Linked DNA regions of Homo sapiens: regions 2, 3 and 4 are each linked to region 1. A link is a loop called in an ENCODE intact Hi-C map of the cell type or tissue named here. Cell type or tissue: PC-9. All regions are shown on one strand. Region 1 overlaps PACSIN2 (protein kinase C and casein kinase substrate in neurons 2). Region 2 overlaps PACSIN2 (protein kinase C and casein kinase substrate in neurons 2). Region 3 has its middle 4.7 kb from the start of ARFGAP3. Region 4 overlaps PACSIN2 (protein kinase C and casein kinase substrate in neurons 2).

Evidence for each region. Peaks named below come from ENCODE experiments on the same cell type or tissue, not always from the same donor. Only the 100,000 strongest peaks of a DNase experiment are listed, where the experiment ranks them.
Region 2: it touches region 1 in a loop (3-fold over the local background); 17 of 110 quality-filtered maps call a loop at or near these places.
Region 3: a loop joins it to region 1, with 3 times the contacts of the local background. A loop is called at or near these places in 30 of 110 quality-filtered maps.
Region 4: a loop joins it to region 1, with 4 times the contacts of the local background. A loop is called at or near these places in 14 of 110 quality-filtered maps.

Annotation. Positions count from the first base shown.
Region 1 is chr22:43,009,603-43,012,102 of GRCh38, reverse strand. The region is part of intron 1 of PACSIN2 (protein kinase C and casein kinase substrate in neurons 2); the gene reads left to right. Among named protein-coding and RNA genes, the nearest start is that of PACSIN2, 4.3 kb to the left of the region's middle. In PC-9, a CTCF peak has its summit at 1,070; a DNase peak (open chromatin) is centred at 832; H3K27ac peaks cover 1,742 bases.
Region 2 is chr22:42,945,947-42,948,446 of GRCh38, reverse strand. The region is part of intron 1 of PACSIN2 (protein kinase C and casein kinase substrate in neurons 2); the gene reads left to right. Among named protein-coding and RNA genes, the nearest start is that of PACSIN2, 68 kb to the left of the region's middle. RefSeq lists enhancers at 1-887, 888-1,780. In PC-9, no CTCF peak of the experiment used is centred here; DNase peaks (open chromatin) are centred at 86, 746 and 1,076; H3K4me3 peaks cover 1,533 bases; H3K27ac peaks cover 2,500 bases.
Region 3 is chr22:42,860,770-42,863,269 of GRCh38, reverse strand. No RefSeq gene overlaps it. Among named protein-coding and RNA genes, the nearest start is that of ARFGAP3, 4.7 kb to the right of the region's middle. In PC-9, no CTCF peak of the experiment used is centred here; a DNase peak (open chromatin) is centred at 1,049; H3K27ac peaks cover 2,485 bases.
Region 4 is chr22:42,932,622-42,935,121 of GRCh38, reverse strand. All of the region lies in intron 1 of PACSIN2 (protein kinase C and casein kinase substrate in neurons 2), which reads left to right. Among named protein-coding and RNA genes, the nearest start is that of ARFGAP3, 77 kb to the right of the region's middle. RefSeq lists enhancers at 73-588, 589-1,105. In PC-9, no CTCF peak of the experiment used is centred here; a DNase peak (open chromatin) is centred at 1,171; H3K27ac peaks cover 2,457 bases.

The DNA.
Region 1 (2,500 bases):
TGCGATCTCAGCTCACTGTAACCTCTGCCTCCCAGGTTCAAGTGATTCCCCTGCCTCAGCCTCCTGAGTAACTGGGACTACAGGCATCCACCACCACGCCTGGCTAATTTTTGTATTTATAGTAGAGACGGGATTTCACCGTGTTGGCCAGTATGGTCTCGATTTCCTGACCTTGTGATCCACCTGCCTTGGCCTCCCAAAGTGCTGGGATTACAGGCACCTGCCACCTTGCCTGGCTAGTTTTTGTATTTTTAATAGAGATGGGGTTTTACCATGTTGGCCAGGCTGATCTGGAACTCCTGACCTCAGGTGATCTGCCCACCTCAGCTTCCCAAAGTGCTGGGATTACAGGCGCCTGCCACCTTGCCTGGTTAGTTTTTGTATTTTTAATAGAGATGGGGTTTCACAGTGTTGGCCAGGCTGATCTGGAACTCCTGACCTCCAGTGATCTGCCCGCCTCGGCCTCGCAGATGTCCTTGCCTTTTGTTTCTTCTCTATACCTTGAAAGTCTGTGCTGTGTTAAGGGCGTCATGCTCAGGCTTACTGATTCTGAAGGGGTTATCAGTGGATGATTCCGGATGTTGTGGAATATCAAACAGATCGAAAAGTTTCTTTAATAATAGTGATGGCACCTTGTGTTTAGAGTTCGCAGTGGCATTTACCAGATGCTCTCTGGCCACCTTCATGTGAACCTCCCAGCTGACTCGGGCCTGCTTTATCTGCCATCAGATTGTAATGGCAGCTTTGTGGAGGCCGCCCTGTAGATTATGCGATTAATGACCACATTCATGTGAGCAATAGTGCTGGCTTAGTTTTTTTCCAGTTAGGTTGTTTGGAATGGTAGCTGCATACCTGAGGGCAGTGCAGCAATGCCTTAGTTACGAAGGCAGTTTGCATTCCACAGGTAGAGTCTTTCCTTATGGCCAGGGCACTGATCCCTCACATACCAGAAAGTATCATTCGTCCCTGCCCCAGACAGACTCCAGATGCGTCCCAGTGGTGGTTCTTGGGATAGTTTTGTAGGAATTTCTGCAGAATTTTAGTGTTCAGATGAGTATGCTCTGTCTGTGGACTGGAGACAGGCTTCAAAGAATTCTCAAATTATTCTGCACAATACATCATTTTTTGGTATCTCTGCAGTTCCAAAGGTAACTACTTGAGGGACAGTGGCCACCAAAGAGCACAAGTTTTGACATTTTGATGAAAAGCACACATAAAACAAATAAAAACCACCTTTCCTTAAGTTACCTATTGAATTGTGCTTATTCCCATAAATGCATGTTCATCTGTTTGCTTAATAAAACTTAAAGCACCATAGAGTCTTTCTTGTTTCCTAGAATAAGGTCTTTTTTCTTTTCCTTTCTTGTCTTTTTTTGTTGTTGTTGTTGTTGAGACGGAGTCTCGCTTTGTTGCCCAGGCTGGAAGTGCCCTGTGGTGTGATCTTGGCTCACTGCAGGCTGCGCCTCCCGAGTTCATGCCATTCTCCTGCCTCAGCCTCCCAAGTAGCTGGGACTACAGGCGCCCGCCGCCACACTTGGCTAATGTTTTGTATTTTTAGTAGAGACGGGGTTTCACTATGTTAGCCAGGATGGTCTTGATCTCCTGACCTTCGTGATCTGCCCGCCTCTGCCTCCCAAAGTGCTGGGATTACAGGCGTGAGCCACCGTGCCTGGCCGGTCTTTTTTATTTTCAATTAAAAAAAAATATATATATATATGTATTTTTAAACAGAGATGGGATTCCGCCATGTTTGCCAGGCTGGTCTCAAACCCCTGGCCTCAAGTGATCCTCCCATCTCGGGTTCCCAAAGTGCTAGGATTACAGGTGTGAGCTACCACACCTGGCCTATTTTCAATCCTAAAAAAATCATTTGCGTGTTTCTTGATTTTAGGCACTGAACTAGACGGAGATGAGAATATAGAAATAATAAAATGGGGCTGGGCGCTGTGGCTCACACCTGTAATCCCAGCACTATGGGAAGTAAAGGAGCAGATCACTTCAGGTCAGGAGTTCGAGACCAGCCTGGCCAACATGGTGAAACCCCATCTCTGCTGAAAATACAAAAATTAGTCGGGTATGGTGGCGTGCGCCTATAATCTCAGCTACTCGGGAGGCTGAGGCAGGAGAATCACTAGAACCCGGGAGGCAGAGGCTGCAGTGAGCCGAGATTGTGCCACTGCACTCCAGCCTTGGGTGACAGAGCAAGACTCTGTCTCAAAAAAAAAAAAAAAAAAAAATAGAAAAAATAAAATGATGTCTCAACTATCAAAGACCTCGCAAGAAGCCTTAAAAATGATAAATAAGGCTAGAGATTTTGCTGTACCTTTGGAAAGTGCATGTGTGGTGGTTTATAGTACATATTCTGTGGCCAGATAAAATTTATATGATTATTTTTCCTCCCAAGAATATGAGATGACAGAGGGGGAGGAGCGTGGATGGAGACTAGGAGCCTTGGGCTCTTGTCCAGCCTTTCCCTGACCAACCCTGAGGTCTGGGACAA
Region 2 (2,500 bases), 64 kb after region 1:
CTGGTTGAGAAGGTATTTAGGTAGTTCACTTCTAGATAGCGCTTCTGATGGGTGTGACCTCTTCTTGTCCATGCTTACCTAGCATTCTTATGGTGGGCTTTTATCAGGACATTCTACTTTTTATTGCTGGTAGGTAAATGGAGCAGAAGTCACTCTTGTGGTGGAGTAACTAGTGACTTGAGCTGGTGTCTGATCTTCAGCGCCCTGCCATTTGTCAGTCCCCTCTCCCCTCCTTCACAGCCACAGCAGCTTCCCAGGGTTTGCCCTCCAGGACCAGCGGGACCCTGCACTGGGCTGGTTTCTAACTCCCCTTTGTCACACAGGTTCCTCTACCTGGGATGCCTTTCCTTGCTGCTCCTGCTGAAGAATTCCCACTGAAACATCAGCCCTGGGCACCCTTTCTGGACCCTCTATGTGTCCCCGTAGCATGTTGTGCAGAACTGTTTCCTAGCTCTTGGCCGCTGTGTTGGAGGAGGTTGTTCAAGTGTCCATCGACCCTGTGAGAATGGAGTGCCCCAGTGTGGGGGCACCTGGCTTACGGGCTCAGGAGCTGGGCTGCCGTGGAGCCTGGCCCCAGTCACCTTCTCCCTGGCCAATGCTTGTGGAAGGTCCCCATACTCCAGGCACTGTGCCAGGTCCCAGCCGGATGCCATTTGATCCGTGCAACCTGTCAGGCAGATTGGATTCTATTTTACCCATGAGCAGTGTCAGGCGCAGAGCTCTTAGGTATTTTGCCTGAGGCAGCTGGATCATTAAGAGGTCCCCCCCCCCACCCCCAGGGGTCTTGTGAAGACTCATAGATGCAGATTTCAGAGACCTTCTAGATTTGTGCATCCAGGCTAGCGTGTTCTTTGGTGTTGTCCCCTCTTGCTGTCTCTCATATTCAGCTTGTTCAGACCAGGGCTTCAGCTCCTCTTGAGGATTCCACTCATCAGACTGTTGGGTAGGGAAGAGCCTCTGAAACGGCTGCCTCCAAGCATGGGAAGAGGCCGCTCCTCTTTTGTGGACAAAGGGCCACAGAGGCCCTTTGTGTGACAGGAAGTCCTGCTTCTAGAAGGGGCTGCCTGAAAGTGGAGGGGTTGAAAGAAGCTGAAGCGTTGACCTGGGGCCACTCTGACTCATGCATGTTGTCAATAATACTCTTTGTCTGTCTTGGGAACCTGGCACAGCAGACCTCGAAGGTGGCCTGGAGCATTCCTCTTCTCCCTCCTTCCTGCTCACTCTGCCGCCTGTGAATGCCCCTATTTTCTGACCTGAACAAAGGGCAGCCTCCTGACCCATTCTATATTTTTTCCTTCTATTTATGCCAGGAGAATCTTTCTGTCTCATCTGGGCCTGTGTGAGTTTTCTTTTTTAGGGTTTAAGTGCGTCTCTTGAGTTGGAAAACTTGCAGCTTAAGGGAGAGCTGTCCCACTGGGCAGGTGCCTCTGACGGAGAGGAGGCGTCGTCGGGAAGTATGTGGCCGTGGCTGCTCTGGCATGATCCTGAAGACTGGCACGAAGGGGAATGGAGCCGCACAGAGAATTTCAGGCATCAGAGGGGAAGCGCAGGTACCCGGACCCACGGCCCAGCTCCCTGCAACATGGTCCACATGTCTCCTGTATTTGTGGCCATCTGTCAGTTGTTAAATACTGTGGTTAGGATGTGAGGACACCAGAAGCGAGGGAAGTGGTGGCAGAGATGAGCTGACGCGTCCTCATGTGCTCTGAAGTCCTGATCCCCAGCTGGACGAGAGAGGATCATGTGTGTGCGCATGCCTGTGTGAAGGGATCCTAAGATTATGTTGGAATAACACTGCATCAGTCCTGGGCAGGCAGCTTTGTGTGTTGTGTAACTGGGGCTTCTTGCTGTGGGGACATGGTGGCAAATCAGTGAGCACTTGTTCTTTTTGTTTTTTGAGACAGAGTTTTGCTCTTTCCCCCAGGCTGGAGTGCAGTGGTGCGATCTCACTGCAACCTCCATCACCTGGGTTCAAGTGATTCTTGTGCCTCAGCCTCCCAAGTAGTGGGTGAGCCCGTGGTACATTGCTGCTCTCGCCAGGCTCAGAGGCCAATGTGTGCCTCCTTCCTGGATGCAGTGGCAGTCAGTGAGTGCTTCCACTCCTGCCCCCAGGGACAAATCCTTTGGCTTTATTAGCTTTGTCCTTACTTCCCCCTTAGACTGTGGCAGGTTTGGGGTACCCATACTTCTGGAGACCCTACCCTGGATTATATTAGGTATGTTATGCTCACATGCAGTTTAAACACTTCTTTATGTTATAAAAGTAATTGGAAGGATTCTTATTATTTTGCTTTTGAAACTATTTGGCTATGAGAAGTTGATTTCTCCTCCACCTCCTCTAATTCATTTGTGCATTTGTTCAGAGGGAACAGTGTGTGTGAAGGGGTGGAGCTGATAGGAGTGTGGTGCTTGTGTTGGTAGACACAGGTGATTAACGGTGGCCAGAGCGTGTATAGTGTGGCCAGGAGTGTGGTGTGAGTGGTGAGGCTGGAGGAGCAGT
Region 3 (2,500 bases), 150 kb after region 1:
GGCGTGATCTTGGCTCACTGCAAGCTCCGCCTCCCGGGTTCATGCCATTCTCCTGCCTCAGCCTCCCGAGTAGCTGGGACTACAGGCGCCCGCCACCACACCCAGCTAATTTTTTGAATTTTTAGTACAGACGGGGTTTCACCGTGTTAGCCAGGATGGTCTCGATCTCCTGACCTCGTGATCCGCCCGCCTCGGCCTCCCAAAGTGCTGGGATTACAGGCGTGAGCCACCACGCCCGGCTTTTTTTTTTTTTTTTTTTGAGACAGGGTCTCCCTCTGTCACCCAGGGTGGAGTGCAGTGGTGCAATCTCTCCTCACTGCAACCTCTGCCTCCCGGGTTCATGCGATTCTCATGCCTCAGCTACGTGAGTAGCTGAAATTACAGCCACACGCCACCACCCCCGGCTAATTTTTGTATTTTTAGTAGAGACGGGGTTCTCCCATGATGGCCAGGCTGGTCTCAAACTCCTGGCTTCAAGTGATTTGCCCACTTTGGTCTCCCAAAGTGCTGGGATTCCAGGTGCAAGCCACTATGCCTGGCCTTCTTTTTTTTTATTTATTTTTATTTTTTTACTGACAGTGTCTCGTTCTGTCACCCAGGCTGGAGTGCAGTGATGCAATCATAGCTCACTGCAGCCTTGAACTCCTGAGCTCAAGTGATCCTCCTGCTTCAGCCTCCTGATTAGCTGGGACTACAGGCACGTGCCATCATGCCCCGCTAATTTTTCAATTTTTTGTAGAAGTGGGATCTTGCTATGTGGCCCAGGGTGGTCTCAAACTCCTGGCCAAAAGCCATCCTTCTGCCTCAGCCTCCCAAAGTGCTGAGATTACAGGCATGAGCCACCACACCTGGCCCCAGTAAGTTCATTTCAAATGTATCTGGCCTATACAGAAAGAATATGTCAAAGAGATAGCATTCACTTGTTTTCGCTTGGCACTAAGCAAAGTCCACAGGTGTTGTCTTCCAGGGGCAAGGGACAGGATCTGTGCGTATTCTCACTTGTGATTCATCATATGACTATGTAGCCATGTCTGGTTTCTCTTTAGGGTGGGATTTGGCTTTCAGCAAGCTCCTATTAAACAGTAAATGAACTAAATAAACACAATGCTGCTTCATTTGGCCATAGCTATGCCAGGATCTCTTCATGAAAGACGAACAGCAAAGAGAATTAGAATGCAAATACTCTACAAGACGGACAATACTGGGCTGGGTGGTGGCTCACCCCTGTAATCCCAGCACAGTGGGAGGCCGAGGCAGGCGGATCACTTGAGGTCAGGAGTTCGAGACCAGCCTGGGCAACATGGTGAAACCCCATCTCTACTAAAAATAGGAAAATCAGCTGGGTGTGGTGGCGGGTGCCTGTTAATCCCAGCTACTTGGGAGGCTGAGGCAGGAGCATTGCTTGAACCTGGGAAGCAGAGGTTGCAGTGAGTCAAGATCATACCACTGCACTGGGTGACAGAGCCAGACTCCGCCTCGAGAAAAAAAAAAAATGTGTAGCCCAGGATGCTCAAAGGGTGGGGCCTTCTCAACATTCCCACCATCCTCATGGCAAACCCCTGGATTGTAGAGGGATTCTGCTTCTCTTTCCCCTCCTTTTTTGCATTTGAATTTGGATTACTGGGTTTTATTTCTACCCCTCCCCTGGCAGCAACAGATCTTTGCCCATTCCCTGAGACAGAGAGAATTTACTGCTTTTGCTTTTTTTCTTTCTCTTTTCTTTCTTTTTTTTTTTTTTTTTTTTGTGACGAGTCTCCCTCTGTCGCTCAGGCTGGAGTGCACTGGCTTGATCCTGGCTCACTGCAGCCTTCCCCTCCCAGGTTCAAGCAATTCTCGTGCCTCAGTCCCCAAGTAGCTGGGACTACGGGTGTGCGCCACCACGCCGAGCTAATTTTGTATTTTTAGTAGAGACAGAGTTTCACCATGTTGGCCAGGCTGGTCTCAAATTCCTGACCTCAGATGATCTGCCCGCCTTGGCCTCCCAAAGTGCTGGGATTACAGCCATGAGCCACTGTGCCCAGCCTGCTTTTTTAGAAGAGAAGAGTCCAGAGGAAGCAGGTGGGGTCTGTGCCTGTTCCTGAGCAGCTGGATGCCCACCCCACAGAGAGGTCTCTCTCCGGGCTCTTTGCCAGTCCCCATCTTCCTTGTGAAGTACGGTTTCTGATGGAGGTTTATTAAAAAGGGCTTATGAATGAATGTGAACTCCCTTTGTATCTGAGGCCCCCAGCTAGTCCAAACTCACATGCCAACCTACACTTGGCCTTTAAGACTTCATTAAAATTATAGCCGATTTCCTGTTGCCAACTAGTTTGGCAGTAACCTCTTTCTCCTGCGCTCTGCCAAAGGTGAAGGGGTTCTTGTGTTCTGTCTTTGGAGAGGCTTCTGTTGTCTCTCTTTGGCGCTGAGGTTACTTGGTTGCCTTGCAACCTCAGCTTTCTGATGGGCTCAACAGAAGTTACAATTTGGTAGATTATCCAGCTTTTCTCATTATGATATTGGG
Region 4 (2,500 bases), 77 kb after region 1:
AACCCCGACTCTACTGAAAATAAAAAAAAAAAAAAAAAATTAGCCGGGCGCGGTGGCGGGCACCTGTAGTCCTAGCTACTCAGGAGGCTGAGGCAGGAGAATGGCGTGAACCTGGGAGGTGGAGCTTGCAGTGAGCCGAGATTGCGCCACTGCACTCCAGCCTGGGCGATAAAGCGAAACTCTGTCTCAAAAAAAAAGAAAAAGAAAAAGGAAGAAAGAAAAGAAAAGAAAGAGAAAAGAAAGAAAAGAAATCCATGCCCTGGCTCCATTTTTTCTTTCAGTGACCCTCACTGAGGAGCTGTGGGTACCGTGATAGGCACTAGGGAAGGCAGGTGACTCGAGTATGGTCTGATCTACCAGGGTTAACAACTTGGTTGGGGAAAGAGGAATGGGGGCCAAATAATGGCACCATAGAGGAACTATAACGGGACAGTGGTGGGCAAAGGGTCACTAGAACGGTGGGGGGCTTCTTGGAGGAGATGACACTCAAACTGGGCCTTGCAAGGTAGGTGGGAGTTGACCAGCAAGGCGGCAGTCTCAGGTGGCAGTGTGCTGCACGTGTGGCTATCAGGGCCAGCCCATGAGGGGCAAGGCTGCTGGGCAGGCTGGGAAGCCAGAGTGGGGAGGCCCCAGGAGGTGTTCTGTGTGCAGCTGCCACATTGAAAGGTGTGCAAGTGTAGTTGGAGGATGTGCAGCTGAGGCAGGGCCCAAAGGAGGGGGAGTACACAGAAGCCAAGAAGGGAAAAGAAGGGAAAAGGCGATCTGCACACACACAGTGCCTTGAAGGTCTTGCGTTTCCCGTAGAAATTGTGCTGTAGCTCTTTACCAGATTGACTGGTATTTGGGCACACAGTTGAGCATACTCTGGGCCTCGGTTATATGTTTTGAATTTAGTATGGTTTTTATTCAAAGCCTCAGTGCTCTCTGCACGTTTCCATACTCCCATCTCAACTCTAAAACATATAAGTTGTTATTCAGATCAACTTGCTGGTAAAATTAGAGAAAATTTCAAAGCTCCTTTTTACTCTCTTTGTCTCACATTTCTCCAATGGGGAAAAAGCCTGGAAGACAAGTGTGTTAAAGAACTGGCTGTTCTTGTAAGTATTTGAGGAGAACAGTGTGAGTCATTGTAGCTTTTCACTGGTATTTGAGTATCCGGTTTATTTTTAAACAGTTCTGTGAACTGGAGTTTCTTCCATAGTTTCTGTTACCATGGCGCCATAATATTTCCTCGTCTGCTTGTTCATACTTTCACACACTTCAGCATCACATTTACAATTCCTTACAATCAGAATATCTTATTCATAACTTCCAAGAATGTTTCTCCAGCTGCAATAGCATTTTTCTCCAAATGGGAAAAGTCCGTTGTTCTGCCACTTGCAGATGCTGGGAAGAAAGAGGGTCTGGTTCTGTGAAGGACGGTGCAGGGTGCGGGGGCTGTGAGGGCCCCGTTGGGGTTTGAGTGGGTGGACCTATGTCATCTGTGTGGAGCCACTTCCCCTTTAGGCGCCACGGTTGAGAGTATAGGACGGACAGGCTGCTGCTTTTGCTTGGGAGGAGTTGGTGTTATACATTTTGGTCTAGACATCTAACAGACCACCCTTGGTTCTTTGGTCCCCTCAAACATGAACATGGGTGTGTTCTGTTGCTCTTATTTATTTTGTCATTTATTTTTGGACTTGAATTGAGGCTTCCACTTTGGGCAGGTCTCTTGTTTTGAGAATCTGCAGTCCAGAGAAAAACAATGCTGGGCTTGGCAGTCACTGGTGAAGTCGGCTTTGCCCGCCCTCCAGGCATGCAGGATTATTCAGAGAGGTACCTTTCTACATCTCATTGCTTTGAGAAATATATATTTCTTAAAGAGTTGTTCAGGATTTAAGGAAAGTTGGGGAGGTATATGGAACCATAGAGATAGTTTGTTTCCAATTTCTTAAAGTCTTAGACCTCAACTTTTCAGGGATAACAAGGTTTTCCTCTGACACATAAAGATAATAATAGACTAGGTTCTGAATATGTGCTTTGGACTTAATTATGGGAACTTGGCTTTGCCAGGTGTTTTCAAATTCTACTGTAAATATAAATGCTGATTCAATGATACAGCAACTCTTGATACTTGAGAATTTAAAGTGCTGCGTAACTGATTGGACATTTCGTCTCCTAACACAGTTGGTTCCTCTGATTCAGAGAGGACCCCTTTTTGAAGATCAAAAGCAAAATAAAAGTGTGGAAAGTGTGGACTTCTAGTGGCATGTGGACAGGGGGGTGTCCTGGGGGCTGCCCAGGAGGCTCCAGGTGGGAAGTGCTTCTGACTTAGTGGCTCTACAAGCTGGCCATTGTGGAAGAATTGGCTTTTTCCTTTTTTTTTTTTTTAGAATTGACTTTGTAAGAATCATCAAAAAATTGTTTTGCTCTCAGCTCAATAAACATTTGTAGTTAATAATCCGAGTAACTAATCTTTTTTCTCTCCTGTGTAATCCAAGATATGTCAGTATATGGTCTT